2 separate regions of the Homo sapiens genome follow, and region 2 is linked to region 1. Evidence: chromatin loops called from intact Hi-C (ENCODE). Cell type or tissue: adrenal gland. All regions are shown on one strand. Each heading gives the region's core, and the rest is flanking DNA. Links, peaks and the distances in the headings are about the cores only. Region 1 overlaps PLXNC1 (plexin C1). Region 2 overlaps LOC102724960 (a long non-coding RNA gene).

Evidence for each region. Peaks named below come from ENCODE experiments on the same cell type or tissue, not always from the same donor. Only the 100,000 strongest peaks of a DNase experiment are listed, where the experiment ranks them.
Region 2: a loop joins it to region 1, with 2.2 times the contacts of the local background. A loop is called at or near these places in 3 of 110 quality-filtered maps.

Annotation. Positions count from the first base shown.
Region 1 is chr12:94,283,376-94,288,751 of GRCh38, reverse strand. All of the region lies in intron 23 of PLXNC1 (plexin C1), which reads right to left. It also overlaps a transcript of CEP83 not described here. Among named protein-coding and RNA genes, the nearest start is that of PLXNC1-AS1, 110 kb to the right of the region's middle. In adrenal gland, for the core only: no CTCF peak of the experiment used is centred there; DNase peaks (open chromatin) are centred at 1,581, 3,071 and 3,471.
Region 2 is chr12:94,522,798-94,528,173 of GRCh38, reverse strand. The region is part of intron 2 of LOC102724960 (a long non-coding RNA gene); the gene reads right to left. Among named protein-coding and RNA genes, the nearest start is that of LNCHR1, 29 kb to the right of the region's middle. In adrenal gland, for the core only: no CTCF peak of the experiment used is centred there; no DNase peak of the experiment used is centred there.

The DNA.
Region 1 (5,376 bases), core at 292-5,291:
TCCCTCAGCTCTTCTCACTGATGCCCCAAGGCTGGAAACTGATGAAAACAAAATCTTGTTTCTCAGGGCTTGAGGGATAACCTTGCTGAGTCCTTCAGCACAGGGGTTCACCAGTGCATTGGAAGGGGCCGTCAGAACATCCTCCACAGGCTGGTCAAATCACACAGAAGGTTCTGGACATCCAGGGGAGGGCTTACAGGATGCTGGAAACCAGAGAAAATGCCACAGGGCTCCTGCTTCTCTCTTGTTTACTTGAAATTAACCTCCAGGCCACTAGCCAGCTCCTTCTGCGGCCTATTAGTGATAGCCCTGAGACTGTCTTCCTCCTGAGGGAGTTGGGCCACCAAGAATGTGTGGGAAACTGCGAAGACCTGAACACTTAAGACTCAAGAGTGATCCTGTTGGGTTGGAGTTGTCAGAGCCCAGATGCCTGAGAGAGGCCCCCTTTGGATGAAGGTAACTGTCATCTTCACGGACTGCTGGCCAAAAAGAGGGTTAAAGTAGAAGTAGGGAAGCATTTTGATAAACTCACAGACACGAGATTCACCCTGGGATTTTAAGAGAAGTTACCCTTTATGAATTTGACATCAGAGAATGTAACTACCAGGATTTCTCCTCAATCAGGCCCAGCTCTCTAGCCAGGCTGCCTCGGAGGTTAGGAGCATGGGCTGAAAGCCTGGATCTGGGGGAAGGTATCCCTCAGGCCCTGCGCAGAGCCACAGTCTCTAGAGTGGTTATTTCGCCTGCTTTCAAGCCTTGAGGCATCAGTGAAGGAACTCTGTGACTCTGGCCAAGTTTCTTAGCCTCCCTGGGCCTCAGAATGGGGCTGATAGTATTCACCTCATGGAGCGGTAAAGAAGACGGAAAGAGCTGCTGTTGGTCAAAGCCCTAGAACAGTACCCAGTACACAAGAAGCATTATACGTGTTTGTTAAATGAATATCTAAAGACATTCACACTGCAACAGACCTTTAGCGATTGTCCAGTCCCTTTTAGTGTCACAGATGATGGACTTGACCAGAAGCATTGCTGACCTTACTTAACAGACCCTTTGGGGCATTCCTATGAGCTTTAAATATCTTTTGAATTACAAATTTGTTAGCAGTGACCACTTCTGCATTAGTACACATCTGTTAATGAAAGCGGTTAAACAACATTTCTGCCTCTCAAAACCTTGCAGCTCAGAACTCGAAGTGTAATCTTTAGAGAAAATTTCCTGCCCAACACCTGTCCTGCACACTCGCCACTACTCCATAGCAGGGTGCGGGTGCAATAACTCGGCCCAGCCAAAGGTCACAGCAGGGTGCGAGTGAGAGGAAGAAGGCTGGACTCCAGAGAAACCACCCTGCCACAGTCCTAGGGGACGAGTGTGCCCCACTCCCTGAACATGCAGGTGCACATGCCCCAGACCCTGTTGGCACCAGAGCAAAGCACAGTCCCCTTCATAGTCAACGCACACAGAATGACATCCAGTTAAGGAAGCGCACCGGGAGGGTTTAATTATAGGGGAGAAAGACTCCTCTGGCTTCATGTGTAAAGACACGCTTAACCCTTTGTCTGCACAGGACAGAATGACACTGGAACAGAAATGCACCCTCCTCTGTGTTCATCAGATGGAAAATGGGAGTAAGGAAAGCACCTGCCTCCCAGGGTTTTTGTGGACATTAATTGAACTAATGCATGTGAGCAGTGCCAGGCACTGGCTGCCATGGTTATTGTCATGGAAAGCAATTCCCCGGTGCTGGGGGTTGCCAAGGGTGTCAGCCAGTAGGTGACAGGGCCCTGCCAGCAATGTGGGGCTCTGGGGGCTGCATCTAGTCCATGAGATGCTATATTTTTGTCATGCCCTCAAATCCCCTCTAGAAACCTGTTCTTCAAATGTGCTGAGAGTAAATCATTCAGACGAGACCAGCTACACTCTGTTTGCCCTAAGGACAGACAAGGAAAGAAGAAACAGGCTGGCTCTCCAACAGCAGGGACTTTGTTTAGATAGTAGGAGGAACTGGCCGTCACTACAGATTAACTTTAAAACCTAACTAATGTGGACTAATTGGAGGGAGGTGAGTCTGATTCACTTAAAACTCTGAATTAGACCCTATTTTTAAATGAATTTTTTTTTTTTTTTTTTTTTTTTTTGCTTTTAAGCACATACAGTGACTCAAACTAGGGTGCTTTAGTAAATGAATAAGAGTGATAATTAGCATCTTGTCTCTTTGGAGGGAAATGCTAGTGCTCAAGAGAAAATTTTTTCTTTAACAAAAGGGTAAAAGCAAACTTCAGCCCAGCCCTGTCAAATTACTCCCAAATGTTGAGTCTGCGGAGGCGCTGCTTAATCAAATATAGATGTAGGTGGCTGAGGGTGGTGGGGGATGATTTTCTCCAAGCAGCCTTTAAAAAACAGGGCTTTTGAGATGGTCCAGGCATAGAGAACATGGAGCCCAATGACCTCCCGTTTCCTTCAGGCTCTCTGGTTTATTTGCCTTATGGCTTAGCTTTTTAAACATAAGGAGAATCCTTTAAGCCTTCATGTCCTAGGCTTGTCATTTATTACCACCATGCAGCAACACTGGGGTATGAGGCCAATAAATCATTTGGACGGGAAGTGACTACAGGCCGGATTAATTTCATTATCATCCTTAAGCAGATAGGTGTCTAGCACGGCCGATGTCTGCAGTGAAGACTGATGTTCTATCTCTCCCGACAGGCCTTCACCTTGCCTTGCAGACAGCTGTGGTGGTTCTTCATTCTCCCTGCTGGAGAGACTTGCCCTGCCTCCTCCTATTAATGGCAGTGGGTAGCCCCATCCCCTGCCTCTGCGGCCCACCCCATGCCCCACAGTGGCCAAGGGATGCTGAGAAGCCTGGCAGGGGAGGCACAGCTGAGCAAGACAAGAACTCCAGTCAACAGCACCAGAGGAGGGCCTTGGAGTCTGTGTCCCCTCCTAACTCATCAAGACAAGCCTGCCACCCAGACACAGGGAGAGGTGCTGGCTTGCAGGTCTAGAACCCTGAACTGATGCCATGATAAGCACTTCCACCCAGCAGGGCAGCATCTCTGACTCCGATCTCCTCCTGGCCATTACCTTCCCTCTGGGGCCGTGTTTTTCCAAATACAGCCAAAGATGCCCCTTATTCCTGAGCCCAAGAATGCACACTTTTAGAAAACTCCCTGGGGATTTTTACAAACTCCAAAAGCTAAGAACGACTGCTCTTGGCAAGATGATTCCAGGGTTGGCAAGTCTGAGCTATAGGAGAGTGAGCACGGGGCAAGTTGCTAGCCTGCAGCTTTCTCTGCTAGACTCCCTACAGCAATGCCACAGGGGCAGCACCTCAGTCATCACCCAACGCAACCACTTTCAAACTGGGTGACCCACTCAGCCAAAAAGCCCAAGGATGGGTGTTCTCTGTCCCTGGCCATTGTCTAAGAAGCTCTGCTCGGGAACAGTCTCACTTCTTCCTGGGCAAGGGGAGAATCTGGCAGAGTCCTAGGTCCTTCCTGGTGCAGACCTGTCACCCTGGGACTGTACAGCCATGAAAAACAGGGGGTCCCTACCCTCCCGGTGTGCTGGGAAGCTGCTCCTCCTCCTGTCTTCTCTAGGAAAGCACCTGCCTCCAGGCATCTGCACAGTCATCCCCAACTGATATCTTTGACCCCACCCTCATCTTACTATCCCTCCCATCCACGTGACTTGTGGTGTCCTCCTCCTGAGCATCTGATTCCATTTGTGTGTCTCTGTGTCTGTCCAGAGCCACTGCATTATTGCTGGACAGCACCAATCCTCACCAGAAATCCACAGCTTCTAATGGGGCTATTTCCAGGTTTGCACCCCTTCTATCTACATCTCACACACAGCCCCACTCATTTTCTGAAATACTAACCTCCCTGCTTCAGGACCTCCCATGGCTTCCCACTGTTCTTGGGATAAGACTCAGAACTCCTGAAGAGGCTGCCCCCATCTGTGTGATCTGCATCTTCCCTGCTTGCCTCCCTACCCCTACATCTTGTAAGAGGCCACAGCATGGACTGGTTCAGCCACAGACCCTACAGCCAACTATCCAGGTCCGAATCTGGCCCTGCCACTGACTAGCTGTTACCAGACCTCCCAGAGCCTCATCGTACCCATCTATAAAGTGGGGTTAATAATAGTACCTATCTCGTAGGACTGCTATAGGATAGAATGGGGCGAAATACTGAAATCGCCATTGCAAAACTATAACAGTGAAAGACATCTGAAAGGTGAACAGTGAAAAACATCTGAAACAAACCTTTCAGATGCCTTTCACTGTTATAAGACGGTGAAGCAGATGTGTTAGAAGACAGTGAAGAGATCTGACCTAACCAACTCCATCTTGCTTCTAACCTCCAAGCTGCTCTTGCTCATTTCTGGATGTAGACTGAACTAACTTTGGGAGGAACTTACAGTTTAAAACAAAGACAACAACAGCCCTTTCCCAAAACCACCTTCTTGCCTGGGGACTAGATTGCCTTCATAGGACTAACAAATTAGCCACAAGATTGGGATTGTGGTTTAGGAATCATGCAGCTGGAGGCTACAAGATTCTGACTCTCCCCAAATTGCTCCTGGGGATAAAATCACTATTGTAAAACCTAAGACCAGTGCTTGAGATATTTTGCAAACCCTGCTTTTTTTTTTTTTTTTTTTTTCCCCTGACATGGAGTCTTGCTCTGTCGCACAGGCTGGAGTGCCATGGCACCATCTCAGCTCACTGCAACCTCCGCCTCCCGGGTTCAAGCAATTCTCCTGCCTCAGCCTCCCAAGTAGCTGGGATTACAGATGTGCACCACCATGCCCGGCTAATTTTTTTGTATTTTTAGAGACAGCGTTTTACCGTGTTGGCCAGGCTGGTGTTGGACTCCTGACCTCAGGTGATCCACCCACCTCAGCCTCCCGAAGTGCTGGGATTACAGGCGTGAGCCACCACGCCTGGCCCAGACCCTGCTCTTGATGGATCAGCTGGTACCACCCAGATTAATAAACTGGCTCATCTGATCTTGTGGCCCCCACCCCAGGAACTGACTCAGTGCAAGAAGACAGCTTTGACTTCCTATGATTTCATCTCTGACCTGACCAATCAGCACTCCTGGCTCACTGGCTTCCCCCAACCCACCAAGTTGTCCTTAAAAACTCTCATCCCTGAACGCTCAGGGAGACTGATTTGAGTAATAATAAAACTCCCGTCTCCCGTACAGCCAAATTACTTTATCTCAATTCCTGTCTTGATAAATCAGCTCTGTCTAGGCAATGGGGAAGGTGAACCTGTTGGGCAGTTACATTACAGGGACATGCTGGAAATAGTACCTGGTGTGGTGTAAGTACTTCATAAGCACTGACTATAATCAGCTGTCACTGCCCTCC
Region 2 (5,376 bases), core at 126-5,125, 240 kb before region 1:
CGGGGTTTCACCATGTTGACCAGGCTGGTCTTGAACACCTGACCTCAGGTAATCCACCCGCCTCGGCCTCCCAGAGTGCTGGGATTACAGGTGTGAGCCACTGTGCCTGGCCCTCCCCAGTTTTTTACCATTAGATTGTCCTCCAATCATACTTCTGCACGACTGTCCATACAAATACACAAATATTCCTAATTCTTCAGGTTTTTATTTCTGAAGGCTCCTGTGTTACATAACATTTATATTAAATAAATATGTTCTGCTGGCTGTGTATAGTGGCTCATGCCTGTAATCCCATCACTTTGGGAGGCTGAGATGGGAGGATCGCTTGAGCCCAGGAGTTCAAGACCATCCTGGATAAAATGGCAAAACTCTGTCTCTATAAAAAAAAAAAAAAATACAAAAATTTGGCCAAGCGTGGTGGCTCACGTGCTGTAATCCCAGCACTTTGAGAGGCCAAGGTGGGTGGATCACTTGAGGTCAGGAGTTTGAGACCAGCTTGGCCGGCATGTTGAAACTCTGTCTCTACTAAAAATACAAAAAAGGTAGCTGGGCGTGGTGGCTTGTGCCTATAATCCCAGCTACTTGGGAGGCTGAAGCAGGAAAATCACTTGAACCCAGGAGGTGGAGGTTGCAGTGAGCCAAGATTATACCACTGCACTTCAGCCTGGGCAACAGAGCAACACCTTGTCTCAAAAACAGAAACAAAAATTTGCTGGATGCGGTGGCACATACCTGTAGTCCCAGCTACTTGGGAGGCTGAGGTGGGAAGATTGCTTGAGCCCAGTAGGTGGAGGCTTCAGTGAGCCATGATCTCGTCACTGCACTTAAGCCTGGGTGACAGAGTGAGACCCTATCTCAAAAAAAAAAAAAAAAAAAAAAATTATGCTTCTCTCTTGTTAATGCATCTTTTGTTATGAGAGTGTCAGCCATGAACCTAGCAATGGGTGAGGAAAAGATACCACTTTTTCTCTCTTATGCTTCACATCCCTCAATTTCTGATGGATAAAAGAGAGGTATAAGAGATAAAAGAATGAAATATAAAAGAATGAAATCGTAAAAGAAAACTTAAGTACATATTTATCAGACCTTGGGGACTGGGAAAGAATTTTACAAATATAAAAACGATAAAGAAATCACATAGGAAAAAATGACAAATTTGAATATATCAAAATTTTAAATGTATACCAAAAACAACACAAATTCAATCAAAAGGTATGGTAGTAACAGGGTCCACTAATCCCCATTGCACCAGTGGACAGCAAGCCAACAGCCAGCGTGTGAGTGAGACCATCTTAGACCAACCTTTCCCCAGCCATGGCACTAGCTGACCCACGCACGTGAATGAGCCCAGCTGAGATCAGCCAAGCCTGATCCAAGTTATCAGATATGGCCTGCTGCTCCATTGACTTGTAAGCAATAGTAACTTTTTTGTTGTTGTTTAGAACACTAAGTTTTAAGGGGATTTGTTATGCAGAATTAGAAAAATGATACAAAAGAGAAATGACAAATTGGAGTAAATATGTGTAAGAAATAGGAACAATAAAGATGAAAATCTTTAATATGAAATGAAGTCTTGTAAATTAAAAGGAAAAACACCAACTGCCACAATGAAATGAATAAAAGACATAAGCAGTCAAGTCATTAAGGAAGAAAGACAAATAACTAATAAGTGAATGTAAAAGTATTAAAGCTCACACAAAAAAAAAGAGGTGCAATTTAAACATTAAATGACACTAAGATATTTTTTACTTATTAAATTAACAGTTTAAATTAGCAATTAAAAAATGTTCAGTAATGAAGGGCACTCTCTTATGTATGGGTGGAAGTCTAATTAACAAACCATTTCTGGAAAATAATTTAGCAAGACTTAGAAAATGGCTTTGGGGCAGATGCAGTTGGTTGGTGTGGAGTACTGAATCATTATTCTCAATTCCTTGTTGCTGCCTATATCCGTGCTGTTTTCATGATTTTGTAGTTCCTCCCACTAGAAGAAGAGTCTATTTTCTTGCATATTGATGTGGTGGTTGGCCTTGTGGCTGTTTTTGGCCAGTGGAAAGTTAACAAATGTGTGCTGCACACAGAGGTTTAAACATCCTCTGGTGTCAAGTTTGTTCTGTTGCATTTCTCCCTTTACCACAAAAAGAGCTTCCCCTATGTAGTCCTGCCCCTTCAACATGGGCTCTAGAGTGAAAACGTGGGTTTGGGAAGTTGGAATGGTGGTGGCAGAATTGCTCTTGAAACTTTCCTAATTCTCACATAAAAATAGCCGGAACAAGCTCATAGCAAAACCAAAAATCTGCAGACATTTCCAACCAAACCAAATGAGAAGGTATCCCTTTGAACCCTGAAAATAGAAGCAGGCAAGAATAAATAATTGATAGTCACAAGACCTGCATGGCATCCTCATCTGGGCAGGAGAAAGCAGAGGAGAGTAATGAGGCATTTAACAAACCTGAGAACAGGAAACCCCTAAAATATACTACAGGTATTCACTGGAAGGCTCAGCAGGCCAATTTTGGAAGAGTAGCTGAAACGGTTTTGCCTATTCCAATTTGCTGGTGAGAGCAGTGGGGAGCCCTTCAGTGAGGTCTGAAAGGTATGGAGAAGTCCGGCCCCTGTGAACTCTCAAAACCCACCAGGTAGGAATCTCTTTTAGGACAGGTTTGTTCCCTAAAGATACTACTGGGACTAGAATTAAAATTGAACAGAATAGGCATTACAGAGATGAAGGAAAGAAGGTAGACAAAAGTGATGAGAATCTCCAGGAAACCTTATAAAGCAAGCTGCTTTTTTTTTTTTTTTTGCACTACATGAAACACAGCAGAATAGGTAATTTTGTAAAGTTGTAACAGTTATTCTGAACAAAGCCTCAATCTAAAAGCTCAAGAAACCTAAATCCATATAAAAATAAGCAACAATAAAGTATTGCGGTCAAACCTCATGCAAAGTTATTGTAAGGAAAATGAGAATAGAGCAAAATAATATCCCTACAGGTAATGAAAGCAGATCAGAAAGATTTGCTTTAAAAAGAAAAATGCAACTATAATGCTCTATTTCAAAATAAGCTGGAAGACATTAAGAAAATGATACAAAACATGAAAGAACAACATAATCAGAATTAGGAAAACTCAGAAGTGAAGTGACAGAACTCAAGAAAAATATAAAAATAAAATAAATGAAGACTCAACTATAAGGGACCCAGTAAATAAACATAGGAGACAATGCCTTAAGAGAAACAGAAGGTAAAAGTAAGGAAAATATTTAAAAAATCAAAAAGAACCTAAGAGAGAGAGAAAGATTGAGGAACAATACAGCTATTGAATGAATATAGGCAAAGAACCAACATGTGGATAACAAAAGTGTCTGAATAAGAAAACCAAAGCAAGAAAATCAAATATTAAGTGTTATAATTCAAGAAAGAAATTTTAAATAAAATAGATTTGAAGGTACGTATTAAAAGAGACTATGGGCTGGGCGCGGTGGCTCACGCCTGGAATCCTAGCACTTTGGGAGGCCAAGGCAGGTGAATCTTCTGAGGTCAAGAGTTTGAGCCCACCTGGCCAACATGGTGAAACCCCATCTCTCCTAAAGATATGAAAATTAGCTGAGTGTGGTGGTGCATGCCTGTAATCTCAGCTACTTGGGAGGCTGAGGCAGGAGAATTGCTTGAACCTGGGAGGCAGAGGTTGCAGTGAGCCAAGATCATGCCACTGCACTCCAGCCTGGGCAACAGAGTGAGATTTTATCAAGAAAGAAAGAGAAAGAGAGAGAGAGAGAGAGAGAGAGAGAGAGAGGAAGGAAAGGAAGGAAGGAAGGAAGGAAGGAAAGAAGGAAAGAAAGAAAGAAGAAGGGAGGATGGAAGGGGACTTCCATATGAGAATAGTGAACCTGAATGACCAATACTAAGACATATTCTAGTAAAATTTCTGGATTTTAAAGAAAAAGGAAAAAAAATCTTTAAGTATCTAGGCAAAAACAACATGAGGTTATAAGGGAAGGAAGATTTTTATTAGACTTTTTGATTATTATTAGACTTTTGGTGTCAGAAGAAAATGGAATAGCACACTTAGGACTCTCAAGGAAAGACATATAACTCTTTAAGTATAAAGGGCACAGAGAAGCTGTTATGAACATGCAAAAACTCAGGGAATATTGTTCCTATGCGTACTTCCTGAGGAACCTGTTACAGAATAAGCTTTAGACAACCAAAGTGACTAGACAGTCTCTGGTATAAGGACTGATGGTAAGTATTAAATATATAGGTACTTGTAGATGAAGACTAAATGAGAGTAAAAAGGGAAAGAATAATATGTGATGATTATGTGCCTTGACAATGTAGATCGAGTATAACTTTAAAAAATGAGGCAAGAGTGGGAATAAGGTATGAAAAAGTTTAAAAAAATGTCAGTAGTCATAATTTGTAATGGTTATTGTAAGTATTGTTATTTTGAAACTCTTCTGTATATAATGTAGGATAAAGTAAATGAGCAGTTATGGAATATTCCATCACTTCTCCTGTTCTAAGAACCAGAACCAGGATTCTTGGTGTGGAAGAAGGAGTTGCAGAGACAATATAAAAGAAGTTAAGGGCCCAGGCATGGTGGCTCATGCCTGTAATTCTACCACTTTGGGAGGCTGAGGCGAGAGGATTATTTGAGCTCAGGAGTTCAAGACCAGCCAGGGCAACATAGCGAGACACTCTCTCTATAAGAAACACAAACAAAAAAAATGTTAAGGCATAGCACTGTAGACTTGAGTGTGAATTAGAAATATCGCTGTCAAGTCATGAAATGTTTTTTACCTTCAAAATATATTCTCTAGTTCTGTTTACTAAAATAGCCCCCATATATTGACAAGTCTACCAAGTAACATAGGGCATCCCTGGAGCCCAGCTTGTGATAAAGAAATTACACTTTTCACTAAAAGAAAACCAGAGCTTCTTGGATAAATGACTGATTCCAAACCTGTGGCAAAAAAAAGTACAAACTAGGCTGGGCATGGTGGCTCACGCTTGTAATCCCAGCACTTTGGGAGGCCAAGGCGGGAGGATCACTTAAGTCAGGAGTTCGAGACCCACCTTGCCAACATGGTGAAACCCTGTCTCTACTAAAAATATGAAAATTAGCTGGGCGTAGTGGTGCGCACCTGTAGTCCCAGCTACCCAGGAGGTTGAGGCAGGAGAATCGCTTGAACCCAGGAGGCAGAGGCTGCAGCGAGCTGAGATCATGCCATTACACTCCAGCTTGGGTGACAGAGTGAGACTCTGTCTCAAAAAAAAAAAAAAAAAGAAAAACCCAAAAAAACAAAAAACAAACCAAAAAAAGTACAAACTTAACCTAGAACATTTTGTAATACCAGATAGCAAGGACTCTATCA